2 separate regions of the Homo sapiens genome follow, and region 1 is linked to region 2. The links are chromatin loops, found by intact Hi-C in ENCODE. Cell type or tissue: GM12878. All regions are shown on one strand.

Region 1 (8,000 bases), 650 kb after region 2:
GTGGACTAGGATTGTTGCCTATAGTCTAGACAAGCAGGGTAGTCAAACCTAGTGTCCCTTCCAAAGGTAGAAAAGTTTCAGTATGAATGAACAGAAGGAAAAATAGCTGAGGGTAAAGAAATGAACAAATGAATTATATGAGAGAAATCCAATATTATATTACCTTAAAAGAGGCTCAGAGCAAGAGATGACACTGTCTCTTAGCTTAATTATACCAAATGCCTGAAAGAGTGAACCTGTATGTTTTCTGAGACCACTCCTGCTTTGGAAGCCTGCAAACCTGAGTGGCCTCACTTTAGGAGACATATTCATACAATATGATGGACTGGACAAATTACAGTATTAATGACTAAATGAATTCTAGTAATGTCCCGGTATCTTTTAAGTCATATATTCTTTGGATGTAACAGATCCCGTTAGAAGACTGGGAGTTGACTGTGATATTGTGAAATATATATTGGTCTTTGTCCCCTTTTCCTGGCATAAATGACGTCTTTTTATATGCTAATGAGTTGACTGACAGCTGGCAACCCCTAGGGAGCTTCAGGATGGGGCCTAGTCACCAGAAAGACCAAGGCATGACTGGAGGGTTGGGACTTTTGTCTCCATCCCCCAATCTCTGGGGAGTGAAGGAGGGCTGAAAGTAAATTGGTCACCAGTGGTTTAATCAGTCATGCCTGTGTATTGAAGCCTCCATAAAAACCCAAAAGGACAGTGTTTCCAGAGCTTCCAGATAGCTAAAGATGAGGGAGGTGCTGGAGGGTGGTGCACCCAGAGAGGGCATGGAATCCCCTTCCCCATACCTCTTCATTTGTATTCTTCAAGATATTATTTATCATAAACTGGCATGTATAAAAAATATTTTGAATAATCTAAAAGGCCTACTACCTAACAGCACTAAAATGACCATTTGATGTTTCACAGAATTTTAAAATCCTATGTCTTAGTTCTTACATAAGTAATTCACATTGAATTTCACCAAGATCCTATGATACCCACTTGCCTACATTGCTGTACACTGTTGCTGAATGCTGTCAAGCAGCTGTCACATTATTCTTCCTGTAATTTGGAAATTGCTATAAATTTGCCAAATTCTTCCAAACCCTTCAGGCATGATAAATTTTACATTTATAGAAATTATTTTGTCCACCTGGAGTCTTTCAGACACTTTTATGTAACTGTGGTCTGCAAGTTAGTAAAAGCAAATTTCATTAAGAGACCAAAAGGACACATGTATATGCAAAGTTAATATTTGCTCAGACAAATAATCCTTCATGAATGCACAATGCAGATTTTTTGTGGATTACATCAAAGAATCACAAAATGAATAACAATCATGGAAGGACATTGGGTGAATATTTTAGGTAAATATTTTTAAAAACCTTTATCTTGTAGAGCTACAAGAAAAGTAGCTATGCATATGAAATCAAGTCTTAATACCATAAAGTCTTATCAAATATAATGCAGAATTAAATTGAACAAAGATAAAGAAAGCTTTCCTGACTATGGAAAGAAAATATATAGAGACAGAAAAGAAATTGAATTTCAGATCTTTGTTTCAAGATAAAAATGAATTATTATAAAATAGACCTGTATTCATAACTTAGACTCTATTTCAGTTTTCTACACTGCGAGCAATCATAGGACTGAAGGGAAATTTATTATAAAGTCACCTGGGATATTACTTCATAAACATAGAAAGCAACATTAGAAATTGAAATGGGAATAATGAAAATTTCATTTTAAAAGAATGTAAATGGGAGGCAAGGAAAGAACTGCTGAGATACATAAAAAAGTCATTACTTCTTTTGAATTCCTATAAATACTGAAAACTGTTTTCCATTAACAGAATACTGGTGCTACAATAAATATATTTCCCCTTTGTATGTTGGGACCAAAACTACTCTAAAAATGCTTTTTGTGATGATATGCCAGATGAAGAGTTTGCCATTTGCCACCCAGGAGTGTGGCCTAGGAGTCAGAAAACCAGAGGTAAATGTGCAAGCTGACCATGTAGCTGTGTCTGGTTGGGAGAATTTAGGGGACGTAGTCCATTATTGGCACTCTTGGTAAAGTACAAAGTCAGTGGCATCCCTTGTACAAAGAAGAAAATCTTGCAAAGAGTTAACCACTGCAGAACATTCAGTATCTAAATCTAGGTGCATTCCACTATAATTAGGGTGTATTTATTCATTAGTAGCTGAACATTTTGCAGACTATAAAAATTTAAATGTTCTTGAGGCTCATTATGGCACCTTGTGCATCACAGATTACACAGTTGCTCTGTATCTTTATGTGCCTTTTATATCTTAATTTAGGTCTTAGTGTGACTATGTATATCACTTCATGAAATTATAAACCATAACAAATGATTATGGAGGAATTGTTATATGCCCTTATAGAAAATAGAATAGAAAAAAATGCATATTTTAGTCCTCCCAATATATTCTTATTCCATAGCCTAAGTGCCAAGTCAGGGGCTTTATTTCATTCATCTTAAATGGGAAAGAAAATAGTTCCCAGGAACAAAATGGCAGAAATCTATCTACTCAGGGATTAAAGAGTATAACTTTTATCAAGATAAAATGAATAGTATTTCAAAGAAACCAAAAGAACACTAAACACTGTGGAAAACAAAGAACTAGAGCTTTGGAGCAAAACAGATTCCATACTCAGCCACTTACCAGCTATGTGATCTTGGGCAAGTTATTTAATCTCTGAGCCTGTTTCTGTATCCATATACAAAGACATCTATGCCTCTGAGTGTGATTGTTAGGATTAGGGATAATAGGTTAAGTTCCTAGCATTGTGCCTGACACATAATAGGTGTCAATCAATGGTTACCAATATTCTTACAGGGTTGGGAAGTGTGATTTCTTGGTTGTAACCCACAGTTACTCAGCAAAGGCAAGCTAGAGGATACTTCCATTGCTATAGTTGAGCTCCTGGGTAGTGGAAATCTTTTAACTTACCCTCTGAGTGTGACTTGCATTCATTAGCTGCTGACACCCACTGTTGTATTGTCAACATGGAAAGCTCTTTGCCAGGACCATCTACCACCTCTGTGAGGCTAGATTCATCTGGCTAGTTACAGGAAGACAGTGCCTTTAACCTGGAGTATACAGGACGTTAGAGTTGAAAGGGTCATATGCTAGCCACCAGCTGGTGCACCATGGACCCGTGGTTCCTCCAAATTATTGCAAGTGTTCCAAGTGTCTATTCAGCATCACCTGATACAGAATAATGTCTTGCATATATCTATCTATGTGCACTATTCTTTTACTGTTGTGATTAGTAGAGTGTAAATTCACTTCAAAACATTGTCAAATTCTTAGTAGCTTTTCATCATGTTGTATTTTTGCTGTCAGCCATTATAAAACATGACATCAGGGTTGATGTGTGGTGCAAAGGATCATAAAATTGTTCGACATCATTCAGCAGCCCTCATGCTCAGAAAATCAAGAACTGGTGCTCTCATTTCCAGGGTCCAGGAAAATATGGAACACATAAGCTTATACAGCTTATTAAAGAAAACACTGGGTGAAAACTCTGTTAATCCCTAGTCCAGAACTTCCAACAATGCAAATGTTTGTATCACTGCTTATGGAAAAAATCTGTGGAAGTATTTAGTGTACAGATTAGTATGCATGAAGTTGAGTATTGAAAGAGCATGGGTTATATGAAAGACATTTAAAATGGTATCTGGCACATATAAAGGACTCAATAAATGACAGCCATTATCATGACGGCTATTCAGTAAGAAGTGGTTTTGTCACTTTTTTCTGTCTGTTGCTCAGGTAACTTATTGCATCCAAGTATAACATTTTAAGTTATGTTATTTGTCACTCAGGCAAGTACTTCTGTTTTCACTTCATAGTCTCAGAATGGGAGCGGGTGTATGTTTTTTAAATCTCTCTTCCAGAAGTCTTTTAGGAGTAGACGCTATTGCCATCAATACTGAGACTAACTTCTGAGCCAGGTCCTTGTAGTGCATTTTATTGTAGCCTCAGACAGCTAGTGGCCTTTAATTTGTTTGCTTAAGACAGAGCTCAGTTTTGTTATTAAATTACCCAGTAAAATTTGATATGTTCATCATCACTGGCCATCAGAGAAATGCAAATCAAAACCACAGTGAGATACCATCTCACACCAGTTAGAATGGCAATCATTAAAAAGTCAGGAAACAACAGGTGCTGGAGAGGATGTGGAGAAATAGGAACACTTTTACACTGTTGGTGGGAAGGTAAACTAGTTCAACCATTGTGGAAGTCAGTGTGGCAATTCCTCAGGGATCTAGAACTAGAAATACCATTTGACCCAGCCATCCCATTACTGGGTATATACCCAAAGGACTATAAATCATGCTGCTATAAAGACACATGCACACGTATGCTTATTGCGGCACTATTCACAATAGCAAAGACTTGGAACCAACCCAAATGTCCAACAATGATAGACTGGATTAAGAAAATGTGGCACATATACACCATGGAATACTATGCAGCCATAAAAATCGATGAGTTCATGTCCTTTTTAGGGACATGGATGAAACTGGAAATCATCATTGTCAGTAAACTATCGCAAGGACAAAAGACCAAACACTGCATGTTCTCACTCATAGGTGGGAATTGAACAATGAGAACACATGGACACAGGAAGGGGAACATCACACTCTGGGGACTGTTGTGGGGTGGGGGGAGGGGGGAGGGATAGCATTAGGAGATATACCTAATGCTAAATGACGAGTTACTGGGTGCAGCACACCAGCATGGCACATGTATACATATGTAACTAACCTGCACATTGTGCACATGTACCCTAAAACTTAAAGTATAATAATAAAATAAAAAGAAAAAAATTTTTTATATGTTTCTGTGAACTGAAGAGATTAAAACATTTACTTAAATGTTTTTAATCTGTACCCCCACCAAGTTCCTTTAGACCAGAATCTTTATTAAGAGGTTTAACAATAGATCAATATTTATTTAAAATTTGTGCCTGGAGATTTGGTATTTCATTTCACAATGTGGCCCACAGGTGATAGGGAGCAGAAATATTGACTGAGAGAAATTTATATCTGACTATACAAATTTAGTACCCATTTCATAAACTATAAACCATCCAGATTAATCACAGTAATTAAATGCAAAGAAAGGTCCACTTGGGTTTTTCAGGTAAATTTAAGACAAGCTTTATCACTATATGTTTGGTTCCGAGTTATCTCAACATTCATATTTAGTATGAGTTCTCTTTCTTTATCTAGGAATATGATTTCTAAGCTAAAGAAAAGAATATGTGGAATCTGCACTTGTAAATGTCCAACCAGAATTCTCTTACAGGGAACTCACCCAAGGAAATGAGATAAAAGATCCAAAAGCAGCAAGCACTTCTCTGTGCTGAGCATGGCCATTTTAAGGGAAGCCAGATGACTTGCAGTATTTTCCATAAGTGATTCCCATTCAGTCAGCTGTGTCAGGCAACAACTTGGTTGTTTTGTGTTCCAGCCATTAGGCAGCAACCTCATTGAAGGGAATCACCACAGGCCTCTGTTTCTCCAGAGAGAGGAATCTTACTCCAATATAGTAAATGGACTCAATGGTTGAGGCATCCAAGCCACCAGTAGGATCTTCCTCTGCTATTGAGACGAAATAACCCGATAGAGAATAAATACAGCAGGGCTTAGCCCTATACAAATTTTTTTATAAGTTATGTCTGCATTGTTGTCCCCACCCAGTGCTCTGTCATAACCTTCAGAATTCTCCCAGTGCCCAAATTGACTATTCCTTAAAAGCCTACTTCATGCCTCACCCAGGCCTGCTCAACCAGTTTTCTCTTATTTTTTCCCACTGTCAGAACATATCAGCCCTGTCCTCCTAATCCCTTAAGACTGTGATGTCTATTCAATTATCTATTCAAATAATTTCTGCTAAAATATGAGTAAGTGGTATAATATGTACCTCCCCCCCCCCCACAAGTAACATACATGCATTTTAACAGTGGCTTTAAGTAAATGGGAAGACTGTATTCTGAGCGTCCTGACAGGTAGCAGGAGAGATCCTTCAAGAATAAGCAGTCATTTGCTCTCACAATAAATATCTGTAGGGCATTGAACCAACCCTGAACAAAAAAGCACAAATTATGCTCTCACTCTACATCAGTTGATAGCTGCATTCAAAGAGGCGGGACTTCTGTTTTCATCCTCCCAGAAGTCTGTGGCACTGGAACAGTTCTTCAAAGAGAGAGAACAGACACGCTTCCATAATGGTACTAATTTACAGCTGCAGGCTTCCTTTGGGGCCACTTTTAGAAATAAGTGCCCTGTTAGTAATGGGCACAGAACTTGCCAGAGAGAGGTATGAAGTGCGGTAAAGGAGGTCGCAAAGGGAAGAGAAGAGGTGAGGAACAGTATGATGAGTGGAAAACACAGTGAGATCAGCAGTGCACTGAAATGAGAAATGTAGGGAGATTCCATATTTATGTATTCTGTTCAAAGGAAATAAGGTAGATTCTGAAATGGAAATAAGCAACATCTGACATGCAGAAGAAGCTGGCTAGCCATTTATTTTTTGGTCAATCTCTGATCCCATCACTTTCAGCTAAATAGTGGCTATGGTATTGCCTTGTTTTTGTTTTTGTTTTTTAAAAAAGGGCTCAACATACCACCTCTATTGCCAAAGACACCCCACCTTGCCCAACCTCAGTTTCTTGGTGTGCTCTAAGAGACAGTTTATGGTTCCACTTCTGTTACTGTGTGCAAAATTTTGCCAGAAACAGGCAATCCTACTGTCCTTCATCAGGACACTCATATTGTTTCAAAGCCGTTGGTGACATTTGGCTGCTTCATTAGAAAACAGATTTTTATATGTGTATTATGTAGGTTGTTTTGTTGTTTTTTAGGGGGCAGGGAGGGAGTCTGAAGTGTCACTTCCTTTCCTAAAGGTCATCCATTTTGGCTCTTATTTAAAGTTCAAAAGTTATAGCCATTGGCCATGGGTTAAGGTGTGTGTCATTTGATTACATTCTGAAAGAGAATTATTAGCTAAATTGAGAAGCATAGTAGGTGGCTAAAATTACAGACTCTGGAGCTGCGCTGCTGGGATTCAATTTCTGCTTTCCTCCGCTTACGGGCTTTGTGACCTTGGGCAAGTTGATTAGCTTCCTGGGCTTCAGTTTTATCATCTATAGGAATGGAGATCATAAGTACAGTAATTTCTGAGTGACTTAACGTATAAAAAGTGCTTCAAATAGTACCCAGCATATAGTAAATACTATTTAAGTTGGTTTTAGGAGAACTAAACTGAGTGTCTTTTATATTCATGTGAAGAGAAAATTGTCAAATTTAGTTGAATCTAATTAGAAAGGGAAAAGAGGCAGATTCCCCGATGCATTGTTTCTGAGGCTAAATTCAAGTCTTCCTATGATGAACGTACAGTTTTGTATGTGTGTGTGACTAACATTTATTGACACTGACTACTTTCTGTTTAAGTGGTTTATATATTTCATTTAATTCTCACAAAAACCTCATGTTGTAGGTACAATTATTATCCCCATTTCACAAATGAGAAAACTAAAGCTAAGAGTAAGTAAATTTCCAAACCTCCAAGAGCTAATAAATGATGTAATACTTAAAAGTTGATGCTTTTACCATATATAAAAAAGGATTGAAGACTTAAAATAAGATCTGAAACTATAAAACTACTTCAGAAAACATAGGAGAAATGCTTCAGGACATTGGTCTAGGCAAAGGTTTTATGGCTAAGACTTCAAAAGCTCAGGCAACTAAAACAAAAATAGACAAATGGGACTATATTAAATTTAAAAGCTTCTGCACAGCAAAGGAAACAATCAGCATAGTGAAGAGACAACCTGTAGAATGGAAGAAAATATTTGCAAACTATTCATCTGACAAGGGACTAAAATCCAGAATATCCAAGAAACTCAAACAGCTCAACACTAATCATTATGGAAATGCAAATCAAAACCACAGTGGGATACCATTT
Region 2 (8,000 bases):
TCCATAGGCAGAGCAGCCTTGAGGGCTGCTGATTGCCCATTTTTATGGTTATTTCTTGATTATATGTGAAACAAGAGGTGGATTATTCATGCCTCCCCTTTCAGACCATATAGGGTAACTTTCTGACATTGCCATGGCATTTGTAAACTGTCATTGGCACTGCTGGGAGTGTAGCTGTGAGGACGATCAGAAGTCACTCTTTTTGGTTTTGGTGGGGTTTAGCTGGCTTCTTTACTGCAACCTGTTTTATCAGCAAGATCTTTATGACCCATATCTTCTGTTGACTTCCTAACTCATCCTGTGACTTAGAATGCCTAACCTTCTGGGAATGCAGCCCCATATGTCTCAGCCTTATTTTACGCAGCCCCTATTTAAGACGGAGGTGCTCTGGTTCAAACACCTCTGACACAGGCACCTGTGGAAATCTCCCCCACCAAGGGATTGCTTCAAGGCTACAGTTAACTTACAACCCAACCGAGCCTGAGATGATGCCAACCCATTCACCATATGGGGCAATAACTCAAGAAAAGTCATTGGAACAAATCACGTAGACCTGCACTGCCTCACCCCTACATACCCTCTATGCCAAAACTTTCCCTTCATAAACCCTTGCATTTCACCTGGAAACTTGAAGCGGTTCCATTAAGGCAAGAGCCTGGATCATTTTCCCCACTGCTAGCTTTGGTTTATAATAAAGTCACTCTCCTACCATACCTCAACCTTGCTAGTTGGTTTTGTAAGCTGCGAGTGGTTGAACCTGCATTTGGTAACAATAGCCTTGCTGGAGAGACAAGATATGTAGACATACAAGCCAAAGAGTCTGTATTAGTCATGGACAGAACTAGAGGGACAGAACTAATAGTGATATAGGAGTTAAAAAGAAATTAGGCAGATAGTGAGGGTAAAGGAAGTCCTTGGTAAGGTTTCCCTTCTATTAAAAAGCAGCCCCCAAATCATTTATTTTCTAACAAAAAGCAGCCTGTAAAATTGAGCTGCAAACATAGATGAGGAAGCTGGAAGCTTGCGTGGGTGAATGTCAGCAGCTGTGACAACAGGAAAAGTCTACCTGGGGCTACAGGCATGTTCAACATGGTGGCTCCATCTTCCCTTTTCCTTATCAACCATGTGTACAGTAAGGAGCAGACAACATGGTACCAGCCAGGTAAAAATACATTTGCATAATAAAAGATTAGCATGGAGTAGCCAGCTTCTTCACGTACTGTGTAAATGTCACACCTGGTCCAACCAATCTTTGAGCGCTGTGTAAATCAGACACTGCCTCATCAAGCTAGTCTATTAAACCCCACGCATTTCACCACAGAACCAGAAGACCCACTCAGGAGCCCCTCTCTCTGCAGGAAAGAGAGCTATTCTCTTTTCTCTTTCCTTTGCCTATTAAACCTCTGCTGTTAACCTCATTCCACATGTGTCCGTGTCCTTGATTTCCTTGGCATGAGGCAGCAAACCTCGGGTATTACCCCAGATGAATGACGCCGCTTCAATAGGACATATGTGTTTATGAAGGGGACTTTATTAAGGAGTATTGACTCACACAATCACAAGTTGAAGTCCCACAGTAGGTCTTCTGCAAGCTGAGGAGCAAGGAAGCCAGTTTGAGTCCAAAAACCTCAAAAGTAGGGAAGCTGACTGTGTAGCCTTCAGTTTGTGGCTGAAGGTCCGACAGCCCCTGGAAAACCCTGGTGTAAATCCAAGAGTCCAAAAGCTGAAGAACTTGGAGTCCAATGTTTGAGGGCAGGAAGCATCCAGCATGGGAGAAAGATGAAGGCCAGAAGACTCGGCAACTCTGCTCTTTCCAACTTCTTCTGCCTGCTTTATTCTAGACACACTGGCAGCTGATTAGATGGTGCCCACCCAGACTGAGAGTAGGTCTGCCTTTGCCAGTCCACTGACTCAAATGTTAATCTCTTTTGGCAACACCCTCACAGACACACCTAGGAACAATACTTTGCATCCTTCCATCCAATCAAGTCGACACTCAATGTTAACCATCACAGAGTCCAAGATAGCATATACTCACGTGGGCCTGGCTATAGGCAGGACAAGACTAACATGGGACCCCATGTGTTGGGGAGGTCACTAAGGGGCCTCCTGGAGGGCTCCTGAGCCAAGGAGCTGAGCCTTCAATTGCAGTGAGTGTGGCTTACCAGGATTGCAGAAAGAAAGCTCCTTATGCTATGGGATTTACCTTTTGTAGCAGTGAAAGGTAAGTTTAGAGAGGGAGAGTAGGAGATTACAGAGGAGAATTATGGGCTTGGATTCAAACCTAGATCTTTTGGGAAATGCCTCTCATTTTGTGCCTTTATTGTAGTAGTCTCCATAGTAGGGTACATGTATGCAAGGATTTGCATAAGATAACTCATTGGGATGTAGAAAGAAAGTAATAAAACTTTTATTTATATTTATTCTGTATTGTATCCTTTAAACAGTTCTGTTTTAATTTTTTGGATTGTGTGTAACAAATTGGGCTACATGGATATAATTTTAAAGAAATATAAATATTTTGGGGATACGGTATCCAATTTTATTTTCTGATAGAAGTGAATGGTCAGGTCAGGTGTGATGGCTCACATCTGTAATCCCAGCACTTTGAAAGGCCGAGGCGGGAGGATTGCTTGAGCCCAGGAGTTTGAGACCAGCCGGGGCAACACAGGGAGACCCCATCTCTACAAAATAAAAAAATTAGCGGGCATGGCTGCTCATGCTGGTGGCCCCAGCTAATTGGGAGGCTGAGATGGGAGAATCATTTGAGCCCAGGAGTTTAAGGCTGCAGTGAGCCATGATCACCCCACTGTACTCTAGCCTGAGTGACAGAGCAAGACCCTATCTCCAAAAAAAAAAAAAAAAAAAAAAAGTGCCTGGGACTATGTTAAGTTTTTTTACGTAACGATGTTATTTCATTTAACCCACACAATCTATGCAGTAAATAGTGTAGAGGCAAAAGGAAATTTTCTCCCTCTGCTTCTGAAGGTTTGATAATTTCTGTCTATAAAACAACTGACAATAGACAGATTAACAGGAGACAGGGCATACAAATTTATTAATGTGCACATGTGCATGGGAGCCACACAAAATATGAGACTCAACGAAGGGTCACATGACTGAAGTTTTTACACTGTACAGAGAGAAATAGAGCCTTGGAGCTCCTGGGTGAAGTGGCCGCAGGTTACAGGGGTTATGGGGAGATGAGGGGAGGAAATACCAAGGTTATCTGTTATACGGATGCATTTCCTTGGGGAGCAGCCCTCAGGCTGGCTGGAGTAAAAGTTTCTGTATCTGAACTTTTAAAGTGCCAGACCTTTACAGTCTTTTTCCTGTGCGTTTTCTTTTCTAAAACCAGATAAGGCAGATAAGGGAGCCTCAGAGAAAGGATGTTTGCATCTGCTGTTTACTTCATGAGTGCAGATTTCCTCTACAGATGCAAATCTCCCTCACAAAAGGACAGCTTTCAGATCTATTCCTGTGTCTGCAGTCCCTCTGAACAGCCATCTCGAAATATGCCAAAGAAGTGTATTTTGGGGTGGCCTATTTTGGTTTCCCACAGTAGTGTATGTGATCTCATTTTACGGAATTGAAACTCAGACAGGTATAGTAACATGTCCAAGGTCACTCAGACAGTAAATGGCAGAATCAAGTTCGAAGCCTGAACTGCCAGCTCCAGAGCCTATAAACTACATTTTCATTCTTTTGGTCTAACAAAGTCCTAATTGTCAGATCTTGCTTGATATAAGTAGTGTGGACTTTTTTCCCTGTCATTTATGAAGCACAGATGAATGGTTTTCATAATAATAGTTTATGTCATAATAATAGTTTATTCCAAGAAATCATGCAGCAGGAATCTTTCAGAATTCTTAAAAGTATTTTTAATAGCTTTGCGTGATGTACCAACACTAGAGTAAAATCAATAAATACTTCTGTTGATTTGTCCACTTGTCCTCTAGATCCTTAAGACATTTTGTATGGGGTTAAGATACTCCTTTTCCAGAAGAGAGGCTTTATGTATATGTGCCATACCGTTAGTAGCCAGGAGAGGTCACCATTTATAAAGACTTAAAGGCATGTGGCCCTACCTCTCTTGTAATTATACTTGAAGATAGGGCTATATGGCACAGAAAACTGGGAATGGAAAAGCCAAAGGTCAAATTCCATTGCGCAGAATCCTTTATGGGGCACAGCAATTCGTTTCCCTACTTCTCTGGACTGCTCAAGACAACATTCTCTGAAACTAGTAAAGTCTGGGAGTGGTGGAGGCCACCTGAAGAGTGATGTGACACACTCATTATTGTGGGGGTGTATAGGTATAAGGCACACATCAGTCTCCACCACTTTGCATATACATGCAGTTGGGAGTTCCTGAACACTGTAGTACCTAGGCAAAGTGCTTGGTTCCAAGCCAGTCAGAACAGTCTAGTAATGATCAAACTATAGAGCCTATTGACCTGAAGACTATAAGACAAAACCTCTTCAATAATGGAACAATTAGAACCCATGTCCTGGGTCACTCAAAGACTAATATTCCTATAATGAATATGTCTACCTGAATTATCTTCATATTTTCCATCCAAATCTTGCCATAGTTCAATTTGCTTTATTACAAAGTTTTTTCCCCCTGAAGTTCTAATTTATTCTTCTTGATAGAAGAATAATTTACTTTCGTTTTGTTGTTGTTGTTATTGTTTGTTTTTGTTTTTTTGAGACAGAGTCTCGCCCTGTCGCCCAGGCTGGAGTGCAATGACGTGATCTCGGCTCACTGCAACCTCTGCCTCTCAGGTTCAAACAATCTCCTACCTCAGCCTCTCAAGTACCTGGGATTACAGGCGCCCACCACCATGCCCAGCTAATTTTTTTATTTTTAGTAGAGACGGGGTTTCACCATGTTGGCCAGGGTGGTCTCAAACTCATGACCTCATGATCTGCCCGCCTCAGCCTCCCAAAGTGCTGGGATTACAGGTGTGAGCCACTGCGCCTGGCCTACTTTTGTTCTTTTTTTTTTTTTTTTTTAATAATGTCAGAACATCTATTCCCCTTACTTTTGCTATTTGTTGTCTTGGATCCGTTCTGTTTTTCTCAAGGACCACTTCTGATTCTTCCGTTTTCATAGGATTTTTGTTTCATCTGTATAATACCTTTTTTTCCCCTCAATGGTGATGGTTTCCTAATCTGTCTGTGATTTTGTCTGACAGTGTTGATTTCCAAAGAGCTGGCCTGGAGTGCCTTTGCTGTTTTTCTCATTGGTTCTTTAGCATCATCAGGATGGCTGACCAGGAGCTCTACATCCATGGGGAGTGGGGGCAGACAGGGAGCTGGCCATAACGCAGGAGTGGCCTCCAAATGTCAGAATGGTAGTGGCTGCACACATGTACTCTAATAACTCTAATTCTCCTCTGACAGTTGACTAAATTCCTAAGAGAAGAGCCCCCTGATTTTTTGCCTGGGAATGAAATTCTTGGTATCCTAGAGAGAAGAACCTGGGAGAGGAGCTATTCAGAGGCACAAGGTCCATCACCCCCTCACTCTTTTTGGTTCCCCTTTCCATCTGACTTTCTCATAGTACCTGCTTCCCCAAGCTTCTGCAGAATATCAGCATTCTGATTTCACATGCACAGCTCAGAGTTGTCTTGTCTTTGCTTTATTCAATCTGTCAACAGACTTTCTTTCTTTTTCATTTTCTAGAAATGTCTCAGAATCTCTCCTCCACTGATATGATATGGGTTTAATTCTTTACTATCATTTCACTGAGGTCTAGGGAGAGAGAAGAGATAAGCATTAGTTCTAAATTTGCTATTTGAACCAGAAATCACAATTTGTATCTTGAAGTATAAAAATGTAGTACTTTTCTACGGAATATAGAATGTAGAACTATCTGAATAAGAGATTTTGAGTATTTCACTAGTCTTCAATGTCCTTTAGATTGGGAAGCTTTGGCCTGAGGTAGTTTCTTGCACTGAATTGAAGCCGAGAAATGATATTGCATACCTTCACTGACCTAGTTTTTTTGGTGAAGTTTTACATATGGTATTTAAACTAATGTCTCCTATAAAATGTAAAATACTGACCAAGCGCACAATTGTAAAACACTTGTCAGACCCAGTCTCAGATACAATGGAAAACTTCATAAGAGGCAAAAAAATAGAAGAAAATGAAGAGGGTAATGAACTCATGAGTCAGCCAGAAGAACTTCCTCTATCAGAAAAATGAACACCACGTCTTCCATAAACATTTAATTTCCATTTGAACGTCGCTACTGAGTTTACTATAATTACCTCTTTAGGGAAATGGTTCCACTTTATGACTGTAATTAGCTCCAGGAATATTTTTCCAATTTTCAGTTTGAGTTTGCCCTCTGCTCTTGCCTTACTATTCTTCAGACCTCTTCAATCTAAAGTCTGTTTTCCTCTCAAGTTAGATTTTTTTTTTAGAGTTTTTCTACTTGAAATGTTGTTTCTTTAAATAAATCAGATCTCTTGACCTCTTTCTGTAGTTTCCCTCTCATATCAATAGCTTATCTTTGTTTGTTTCTAGAGTTTAAAGTTCCTCTTAATATTTTATCTCCCAAACTCATTTTTCTTATAATGTATAAGTGAATCTTTTATCCAACTACAAAATAGCACCATCAGAAACCTCTTGCCTTACTTTTCAAATCAGATTTGGGTGACTCTTTCTTTAATAATGTTTCACACTGTATTCAGTATGCTTATAAGTATGTCTCTTGGGGTAAGTTCTTAAGGCAATTTTAAGAATCAGGTGATATTCACTTCCTTATTTGAACTCTCTTTGTCCTGTTTAACCCATAAATTCTGCAAGTGTTAAATTATCAACCAACAAGACTCACAGCTATTCATGCAGACTTTAAGCCCAATAAGTCATCCATCCATCCATCCATCCATCCATCCATCCATCCATCCATTCAACAACAATTTTATTCCAGACACTATGCTACCCACTTGGAAGCAGTAGTGAATTAAAAGTAATGAATTAACAGCCCTTGTTCTCATGGAGCTAGACATCTAGTTTCAACCATGGTAATTCCAACTGTGGTAATGCTATGAAGGAAATGCATGGATAGGATTAACTCTAATGGGACTAGAGGGGTTTAGGAAAGCTTGCTTGAGATTAGAGATGAAATATACAAATCTATTTATTTGTGTGCATGTGTGTAAGTAACATTTAAGAGACATTTTTGGTTTCAGCAGCCATAGTTGTTTGTGTGTGTGTTTTTTAGTAATAGTTTTACTGAGATATACTCCACATATAATATTCACCAATTTTAAATGTACAATTTAATGGCTTTGGCGTATTATATTATTAATTTTTAAAAATTATGGTAAAATGTATATAACATAAAATTTGGCATTAAAAAATTTGACCAAAATGTGGTTATGTGAAAAAAATGGAATTTTAACTATTCTTAAGTGTACAATTCAGTGCCATTAATTACACTCACAATATTATGCAACCATTTCATCACCCCAAACTGAATCTCTATACTCATTAAACAATAACTCCTCTGTTGCGGGAAGTCAGGGACCCCGAACGGAGGGACCGGCTGAAGCCATGGCAGAAGAACATGGATTGTGAAGATTTCATGGACATTTATTAGTTCCCCAAATTAATACTTTTATAATTTCTTATGCCTGTCTTTACTGTAATCTCTAAACACAAATTGTGAAGATTTCATGGACACTTATCACTTCCCCAATCAATACCCTTGTGATTTCCTAGGCCTGTCTTTACTTTAATCTCTTAATCCTGTCAGCTGAGGAGGATGTATGTTTGCCTCAGGACCCTGTGATAATTGCGTTACCTGCACAAATTGTAGAGCACGTGTGTTTGAACAATATGAAATCTGGGCACCTTGAAAGAAGAACAGGATAACAGGAATTATTCACGGAATAAGAGAGATAACCTTAAACTCTGACCACCTGTGAGCCAGGTGGAACAGAGCCATATTTCTCTTCTTTCAAAAGCAAATGGGAGAAATA

What was found. A loop is a pair of places that touch in the nucleus more often than their neighbours do. Peaks named below come from ENCODE experiments on the same cell type or tissue, not always from the same donor. Only the 100,000 strongest peaks of a DNase experiment are listed, where the experiment ranks them.
Region 1: it touches region 2 in a loop (11-fold over the local background); 1 of 110 quality-filtered maps calls a loop at or near these places.

Annotation. Positions count from the first base shown.
Region 1 is chr5:109,167,798-109,175,797 of GRCh38, forward strand. All of the region lies in intron 17 of FER (FER tyrosine kinase), which reads left to right. LOC124901040 (a long non-coding RNA gene) reads right to left here. Exons shown (of 2, transcript XR_007058897.1): 1 at 1-8,000. Among named protein-coding and RNA genes, the nearest start is that of PJA2, 240 kb to the right of the region's middle. RefSeq lists an enhancer at 2,717-3,272. In GM12878, no CTCF peak of the experiment used is centred here; no DNase peak of the experiment used is centred here.
Region 2 is chr5:108,517,987-108,525,986 of GRCh38, forward strand. No RefSeq gene overlaps it. Among named protein-coding and RNA genes, the nearest start is that of FBXL17, 140 kb to the left of the region's middle. In GM12878, a CTCF peak has its summit at 4,047 (motif pointing right); DNase peaks (open chromatin) are centred at 3,535, 4,095 and 5,618; H3K27ac peaks cover 1,583 bases.